Linked DNA regions of Homo sapiens: all the other regions are linked to region 2. Evidence: chromatin contacts called from ENCODE Hi-C or POLR2A ChIA-PET data. All regions are on one chromosome and are shown on one strand. Each heading gives the region's core, a stretch centred on a gene start or an enhancer-like site at or near the end of the contact. The rest is flanking DNA. Distances are from core to core; before and after follow the strand shown. Region 1 has its middle 44 kb from the start of CABLES1. Region 2 overlaps CABLES1 (Cdk5 and Abl enzyme substrate 1). Region 3 has its middle 15 kb from the start of RMC1.

Region 1 (2,700 bases), core at 1-2,500, 170 kb after region 2:
TTTGTATTTTTAGTAGAGATGAGGTTTCACCATGTTGGCCAGGCTGGTCTCAAACTCCTAACCTCAGGCGACCCACCCACCTCGGCCTCCCAAAGTGCTGGGATCACAAGTGTGAGCCACCGTGCCCAGCCAACATAACAGGGATTTCTAAGTGTGATGGTTAATTTTAGGTGTCAACTTGAATGAATTGAGAAATATCTAGAGAGGTGGTAAACCATCATTTTGGATGTGTTGGTGAGGTGTTTCCAGAGGAGACTGGATTGTGATTTGGTGAACTGAGCAGGGAAGATCTGCTCTCAGTGTGGGCAGGCAACGTTCAATCGACTGGTGGACCACAGAGAATAGAAAGACAGAGGGAAGGCAGAGTCTCATGCTCTCTCCTGGAGCTGGGACGGCCTTCTCCTCTTGCCCTTGGACAGCAGGACTCCAGGCTCCCTGGCCTTTGGACTCCGGGACTTACACCAGCATCCTCCTCCACCAGCCCCGAGTTCGCAGGGCTTTGGCCACGGACTGAGAGTTATACCATTGGCTTCCCCAGTTCTGAGGCTTCGAACTTGGGCAAAGCCACACTACCATCATCCCCGGGTCTCCAGCTTCCAGATGGCCTGTCATGGGACTTCTCAGCTTCCATAATCACATGAGCCAATTCCCCTCATAAATCCCCTCTCATGTCTCTATATATCCTATTGGATCCATCTATCTGGAGAACACTGACTCATCTAAAGCATCTTAAAAATAAGAATATATATATATATATATATATTTTAAAAAGGAATATATATGTGTACACACACACACACACACACACACACACACACACACATATATATATATTTTTTTTTTTTTTTGAGACAGGATCTTGCTCTGCCACCCAGGCTGGAGTGCAGTGGCGCCATTATGGCTCACTGCAGCCTTGACCTCCTGGGCTCAAGCAATACCCCTGCCTTGGCCTCCTGAGTAGCTGGGACTACAGGCACGTGCCACCAAAACTGGCTAAAAATATACACATATTCTTAAAAATGATTATTCAGCCATGACTTGCAATTTATAAAGAACAAGAACAAAGCTTATCTTTAAAATAATCATTTTATTAATCGTCCATTGCCACTCCTTTGGTCAGAGTTTCTCTAGGTGGTAGCTGCTTTTCTCACTCCTATTCTTTAATATAGCAAAAGAAGAAGCCTTCAAATGAAGTTAATATGAAACCAGAGACAGTGAAGAGAGAGAACCAGAGGTTGAGAAGAGGAAATACCAGCTTCTTTCGGGATGATGTTACTTCCTTTTTCAAGACAAAAAAAAAAAAAACAGTCTTTTCATGTTGGATTGTCAAGGCATAAATTGTAGTGTGGTTCCTAAATGTCTGACAATAGGGAAATCATTTAATAAATTATAGTACTGTCAAACAATGAAGTATCATGAGCCAATTAAAATGAATTTTTTAGGTTGGGTGCAGTGGCTCACGCCTGTAATCCCAGCACTTTGACAGGCTGAGGCAGGTGGATTGCTTGAGGTCAGGAGTTTGAGTCCAGCCTGGCCAACATGGTGAAACTCCGTCTCTACTAAAAATACAAAAGTTAGCTGGGTGTGGTGGTGCGTGCTTGTAATCCCAGCTACTCAAGAGGCTGAGGCAGGAGACTCTTTAACCTGGGAGGCGGAGGTTGCAGTGAGCTGAGATGGCACCAGGGCTCTCCAGCCTGGGCAACAGAGACTCTGTCTCAAAATAATAATAATAGTAATAATAATAATAAGTTTTTAATGGGCAACATTTTAGTGTGGAGAAATCCATAAGATAAAGTGATAAATGATAAAAATCAGAATATAAAACTATGTGTGATATGATTACAAGGTTGTTTTATACACACACACAAGATAGGCATTGCAGTATTAACAGAGGTTATCATCAGATGTTGAAGTTATGGCTTTAAAAACATGAATTATTATACTTTTTATTTTCCAAATATTTATATGGGCATTTATTATTTTTATAATAAAAGTTGGATATAAAATAATAAAGGGTTTTCATATTGTGGTTGAACTGTAAATGAGAGTTACTGAAGATTAGAGTTTCCAAAAATAAACATGTGGTTTTAATAGTCCTGTCTCATTGTGAATAGAAATACAATTTTTCGGCCGGGCGCGGTGGCTCACGCCTGGAATCCCAACACACTGGGAGGCTGAGGTGGGTGGATCACGAGGTCAGGAGTTCAAGACCAGTCCGGCCAACATGGTGAAAACCCGTCTCTACTAAAAATACAAAAATTAGCCGGTCGTTGTGGTGCGTGCCTATAATCCCAGCTACTTGGGAAGCTGAGACAGGAGAATTTCTTGAACCCGGGAGGGGGAGGTTGCAGTGAGCTGAGATCATGCCACTGCACTCCAGCTTGGGTGACAGAGCAAGACTCCGTCTTGGAAAAAAAAGAAGAAGAAGAAATACAGATTTTCTATGTTGTTTTCCCTTATCCTAGGTGCTTTTTAGCAGATTCCTATTGCACTAAGTGGTTCAGATCTTCTTAGCATGTACAGAATTTTTCAGGAGTTAGTGTTAAATGTTTTGGGCAAATGACTTTCAGACAACTGGGGCTCAGCCTAGCAAAGGAATCCTGCAGTACACTAAGAGTTTCCTTCTAATTTAAAGGAGATTCTTCTTTCTTTCTTTCTTTCTTTCTTTCTTTCTTTCTTTCTTTCTTTCTTTCTTTCTCT
Region 2 (2,700 bases), core at 186-2,685:
GCTGCTGATCCTTGGGCCGTGCTCTTAGTGGCAAGATGGTGGTGAGAGATGGCATATGGAAGCCCCAGCTTATGATGGTTTGACTTGCACAACTGTCAACTTTATGATGGTGCAAAAGCATTCCGTATAAATGTACTTTGAATTTTGATCCTTACCAGGCTAGCCATGTGCTGTATGATACCCCTTGGAGATGCTAGGCTGAATCATCTCACATAAAGCCTATTTTGTAAGAAGGTGTTGACTATCTCATGTAATTTATCAAATACTGTACAAAAGTGTTCTGAGTGTATTTGAGGTAGGAAAGGTTAAGCTGTGATGTTTAGTAGGTTAGATGTACTTTTTTCTTTTTTTTCTGAGACAGGGTCTTGCTCCCTTCACCCAGGCTGGAGTGCAGTGGTGTGATCACTGCAGCCTTGACCTCCTGGACTCTGGTGATTCTCCCACCTCAGCCTCCCAACTAGCTGGGACTACAGGCGTGTACCACCATGCCCAGTTAATTTTTTGTATTTTCAGTAGAGACAGGGTTTTGCCATGTTGCCCAGGCTGGTGTCAAGCAATCCACCCACCTCGGCCTCCCAGAGTGCTGGGATTACAGGTGTGAGCCACTGTGCCTGCCCCACCCAGCCCTTAAAAAACAAAATAGAGACATGGTCTTGCTCTGTTGCCCAGACTGGAATAAGGTGGAATGATCCTAGCTCACTGCAGCCTTGAACTCCTGGGATCAAGTGATCCTTCTGTCTTAGCTTCCTGAGTAGCTGGGACTACAGGTGTAAGCCACCACACCTAGCCGTACTAGGTGTATTGATGTTGTATAGATGATGTGTCATCTGAAGTCAAGAAGTCTGTGTGTGAGGAAGCACAGTACTCGCGAGGCATTTCTTTGTGGTTTTGCCAGTCTTAGGTTTGCAGCCTTTCTGGACTACCTATTTCGAAGTCTAAAGGGCCCTTTATGGGGTGGGGGCTCTTAGATAGCACCCCTTCCCATCCTGGCCTGGGTCCCTTCCGCTGGGCTGTGTGCAGGTGGCAAGAGGACCTTTCCCCTTCACCTGCCATTTTTCTTCTTTTCCAGCTTTGAATCTCAGCTTTGCTTTGCAGCTGCATGACTGGAAGCTGCTTTTTATTGACATTGGTGTTGGTGATGTGATTCCAGATTTACACTCAGTTTACTCCCTGCTCTTGCTGGCCCTCAGCACTGTGCTTACCCAACTGTGCCAACAGCCCCGGGGAGGTGACGTCAGGGCGCGCCCCCATCCCCAACCCCAAAAATCCCCCTTGATTTGAAAGATGTCTTTTGTTGCTGAACAGGTAACAAAACCACCTGGCTCAAATGCACTTCATTCTCCAGCCTCCCCCCACCCCACCCACTTAAGCTTGCAGCAGGGCAGAAAGGCTTCAGGCTCTCAGGAGTCACGGGAGGCAGCCAGGGCTGGGGAGGGCAAGGGGCCAGCTGTTCAGCACTAAGCCGGAAACGTCTGAGTGAGAGATAAAGAACTCAGCAGCCAGAGCATTCAACAGTTTTATTTGCTGTTGGGGAATGAAGGGAACAGGAAGGAATGACATGGAGGGGAAGGAAGCTCCTTACTCCCGTCACTAAGGTAGGGCACGTGGTACAGAGTGGCTTGTGTGAAGCGGCCGCCCCAAGCTGAGCCTGCAGCTGATAACCACAGACACCCTGGCAGGGAAATCTGTGATCGGAACAACAAAATGCCAAGGAAAACAAAACCCATTTGCATTTGGTATGAATTTCCTGTTTAAATAGGTTTTATTAGCGGGCAAGAAAGGAAAAGTGGTGACTTCAAGGTGTCATTGGGCTGGCAAGGGCTCGGGCCCCTGGAGGGGTACAGTGGGGGCTGGGCCACACTCCCTGCTGCCCGTTTCCTCCTGGGGGCAGCTGCAGCAACCTCTTGGCTTGTCTGCTTCCTGTCTCTTACCTAACAGTCAAGGCTCACTAGAGGAGTCCCGGGCCCCCTAGGCTGGCTCCGGGGGAAAAGGAATCAGGCAGAACCGGCTAGTATTATCCCAAGGAGTGTGGCTGGGCGGAGCTTCCCCACAGATCTCTGAGTGTGGGGAGGACTGGAGAGGCCTCAGGGCAGTCCTGAGAGGGGGCAGGGCTTACAAGGGGCTGAAGCTGCCCTCTGTGGAGGAGGTCAAAGGGCAAAACCTCAGAGCCAGTCTACTGCCTGGCCTTCTCGCTTCACAGGCTCAGACTTCCTCCTCGCCGAAGCCCAAGGCTGCGACGTGTCTGGAATGTTCCGTGTCACAGAGGTGCCTCTGGCAGTGACCTGCATCTCTCACCCTCCTCCACTTCCTTTGCCTCCGAAAAGCTCATGTCATGGACGTGCAAAAGGAGACCTCCTGATAAAATGCCTTCTCAGCCCCGACTCCTCACAAATAAATTAAAACCCACAAAACTGTCCATTCCACAAATCCACAGGCCAGGAGACAGTTTAAAATGAAAATGCATCTTTAAAAAGTAATGGACCACTAACTTCATGGGCTCACCTCATAAATGCTAAAAACCAAACAAATCACCCCAAATCCAAGTAAATTAGCCTGATTTTATCACACAGGAAAGGACTCAGGCTTCTCTCCCCACGTCTGGGCTGGCGGCCTGTCATCCATCGGACGTCCCTCCCCCCACCCCACTCCCCAGAGCTTGGCAGGAAATTCGGGGGCAGATGGGCAGTGGGGAGCTCTCTA
Region 3 (2,700 bases), core at 79-2,578, 230 kb before region 2:
AAGCCAAGATGGGTGGATCACTTGAGGTCAGGAGTTTGAGACCAGCCTGTTCAACATATGAAACCCCATCTCTACTAAAAATATAAAAATTAGCCTGGTGTAGTGGCCCACACCTGTAATCCCAGCTACTCAGGAAGCTGGGGCAGGAGAATCACTTGAACTCAGGAGGCAGAAATTGCAGTGAGCCGAGATCAAGCCATTGCACTCCAGCCTGGGTGACAGAGCAAGACTCCATCTCAAAAAAAAAAAAAAAGAAAGAAAAAAACAGTGCTATTTCTTAGAATTCAGATTCCTAGGCCCTATTCTGGCATCCTTGCTTGGGAGCAAACCCCTCACGTGATTATTTTCAGCCAAACTGACACCTGTTCACAGACAAACACATGAGACCACTAGTTAGTTGTGAAATTCAAACCTGAATATGAACTGTTAATAAACTAAGTCAAGGCCAGGCACGGTGGCTCATGCCTGTAATCCCAGCACTTTGAGAGGCCGAAACGGGCAGATCGCCTGTGGTCAAGAGATCGAGACCATCCTGGCCAACATGGTAAAACCCCGTCTCTACTAAAGATACAAAAATTAGCCGGGTGTGGGGGCGTGCGCCTGTAATCCCAGCTACTCGGGAGGCTGAGGCAGGAGAATCTCTTGAACCCGGGAGGCGGAGCTTGCAGTGAGCCAAGATTGCGCCACTGCACTCCAGTCTGGGCGACAGAGTGAGACTCCGTCTCAAAAAATAATAAATAAATAAACTAAATCAAAATAAAATATTAAAATCAAAATAAAAGATTTTCTCATGAATCCTCAAGTTTTGGCACAGGTGGAACCCGAAAACATTAGAATATGAGAAAACAATTAGCAAATTAATTAAGATCTTCGTTTTCATTAATTGTGAAGGCAGTTCTTTTACCTTTTGTGAAGACATTGGAGAACAAGGCAGCTAGAACCTGAGAAGCCGTGATTCTGTAGAGAGGGAAGCCTGGAGAAGGGAGGCTCACTTTTTTTTTTTTGAGATGGAGTCTTGCCCTGTCGCCCAGACTGGAGTACAATGGTGCCATCTTGACTCACTGCAACCACCGCCTCCTGGATTCAAGTGATTCTCCTGCCTCAGCCTCCCAAGTAGCTGGGATTACAGGCGCCTGCCACCACACCTGGCTAATTTTTTGTATCTTTAGTAGAGACGGCGTTTCACCATGTTGGCCAGGCTGGTCTTGAACTCCTGACCTCGTGATCCACCCGCTTCGGCCTCTCACAGTGCTGGGATTACAGGCATGAGCCACTTCAGCCCGCCGGAAGCTGACATTTGCTGCCGCTTTGTTCCACAATGAACTTGCTGCTTTGAAAGCGGTGACTGAGAGGTTGAGACACTGAGCAGAAAAGGAAAGCTAAGAAGCTGAAAAGCTGTTAAAACTTTTTTTAAGGCAGATTCAGGACTGGGACAGTAAAATCTGGGGTACAGAGCCTGCTAGAGGCAGTCCTGGGGCCCTGGAGGGGACTCTGACCTAGGAACAGGTCAACTAAAATAGGGGGAAACCTTAAGTGCAGCCTCGAGCCAGCTCTACCCTTGATGGATACCTGGCTGCCCTGCCCACTGCTGGGGTTACTGAATCAGCGCTTAGTTCATTAGTTTGTTTTTCTTCTCCTTTCTTAGTTTACTATGAGCCAGTGTTTCCGGAGCCACCAAAAAAGCTCAATATAACTCCTGGTGTTTAAGATAAGCACTTGACATGCTTGTTTTCCTTTTACAGCAGCTTAAAATGTGCGTCTGACAGTTTCTAAAACCTAAAACAACACATAGGCTTTTCTGTTTATTTTTATTCTTATTTTTATTTTAAGTTCCGCTTTTCTGTTTTGCTGAGTTTTGTTTGCTTTAATTTTTGTTTTATAGTCTTTGTTAGACTCTATGACAGATGTCTGAAGGCATATGTAGCCAAATTTGTATAGTGGCTCTCACTACTTGGCATGTTTTCAGGTGGCTTTTACTTTGTTCTTTAAACTTTCTAAAGTCCTTTTTGTTTTAAAATGAGGATGAATAATATTTACAAAGAGCTATTTCTAAAGTATGTATTTGCTGGCAAATCTTGACTACGTATCACTGTTTTGGAACCTGCTTTTTCATTTCAGAAGTGTTTTATGTTTGAATGCATCTTTCTTTCTCTCTTTTCTTTCTTTCTTTCTTTCTTTCTTTCTTTCTTTCTTTCTTTCTTTCTTTCTTTCTTTCTTTTTCTTTCTTTTTTTTTTTTTTGAGACGGAATTTCCCTCTGTGGTCCAGACTGGAGTGCAGTGGTGCGATCTCGGCTCACTGCAACCTCCACCCCCCGGGTTCAAGTGATTCTCCTGCCTCAGCCTCCCAAGTAGCTGGGATTACAGGTGCCTGCCACCATGCCCAGCTAATTTTTGTATTTTTAGTAGAGATGGGGTTTTGCCATGTTGGCCAGGCTGGGCTTGAACTTTTGACCTCAGGTGATCCACACGCCTCGGCCTCCCAAAGTGCTGGTATTACAGGCGTGAGCCACCGTGCCGGGCCTGAATGCATGTTTCTTTCTACATTTGCATTTGCATGTACATATGTATATAACAAGTGTCAGGAGTAATGTATATGGTGATTGTCTTGTACTGTGGGTGATTTCTGCTTTTTTCCCCCTATGGTTTCCAGAAGTTTCAGGAGGGTCTGCAGATGCTGGTAAGACCCCCGCCCCAGTTGGT

Evidence for each region. A loop is a pair of places that touch in the nucleus more often than their neighbours do. ChIA-PET counts read pairs that join two places held with the same protein, here RNA polymerase II (POLR2A). Pooled maps may share reads with other maps.
Region 1: a loop to region 2 is called in a pooled map, with 2.6 times the contacts of the local background. The contact joins two enhancer-like sites. A Hi-C loop is called at or near these places in 1 of 50 pooled maps. POLR2A ChIA-PET finds 5 or more read pairs at or near these places in 4 of 52 experiments (A673, GM12878, H1 and 1 more).
Region 3: a pooled map shows a loop between it and region 2 (2.5-fold over the local background). The contact joins two enhancer-like sites. A Hi-C loop is called at or near these places in 1 of 50 pooled maps. POLR2A ChIA-PET finds 5 or more read pairs at or near these places in 4 of 52 experiments (A673, BJ, PC-3 and 1 more).

The regions. Positions count from the first base shown.
Region 1 is chr18:23,090,086-23,092,785 of GRCh38, reverse strand. No RefSeq gene overlaps it. Among named protein-coding and RNA genes, the nearest start is that of CABLES1, 44 kb to the left of the region's middle. Within about 2 kb of position 1,250, at least 3 of the 41 ENCODE cell types and tissues checked have a DNase peak (open chromatin) inside an H3K27ac peak, as active enhancers do; they include OCI-LY7, where a contact is called at or near this core.
Region 2 is chr18:23,259,271-23,261,970 of GRCh38, reverse strand. CABLES1 (Cdk5 and Abl enzyme substrate 1) reads right to left here. Exons shown (of 10, transcript NM_001100619.3): 10 at 1,501-2,700. It also overlaps a transcript of SLC35D4 not described here. Among named protein-coding and RNA genes, the nearest start is that of CABLES1, 130 kb to the right of the region's middle. RefSeq lists enhancers at 2,329-2,378, 2,009-2,672. Within about 2 kb of position 1,435, at least 34 of the 41 ENCODE cell types and tissues checked have a DNase peak (open chromatin) inside an H3K27ac peak, as active enhancers do; they include OCI-LY7, PC-3 and endothelial cell of umbilical vein, where a contact is called at or near this core.
Region 3 is chr18:23,487,044-23,489,743 of GRCh38, reverse strand. No RefSeq gene overlaps it. Among named protein-coding and RNA genes, the nearest start is that of RMC1, 15 kb to the left of the region's middle. RefSeq lists an enhancer at 1,332-1,501. Within about 2 kb of position 1,328, at least 19 of the 41 ENCODE cell types and tissues checked have a DNase peak (open chromatin) inside an H3K27ac peak, as active enhancers do; they include PC-3 and endothelial cell of umbilical vein, where a contact is called at or near this core.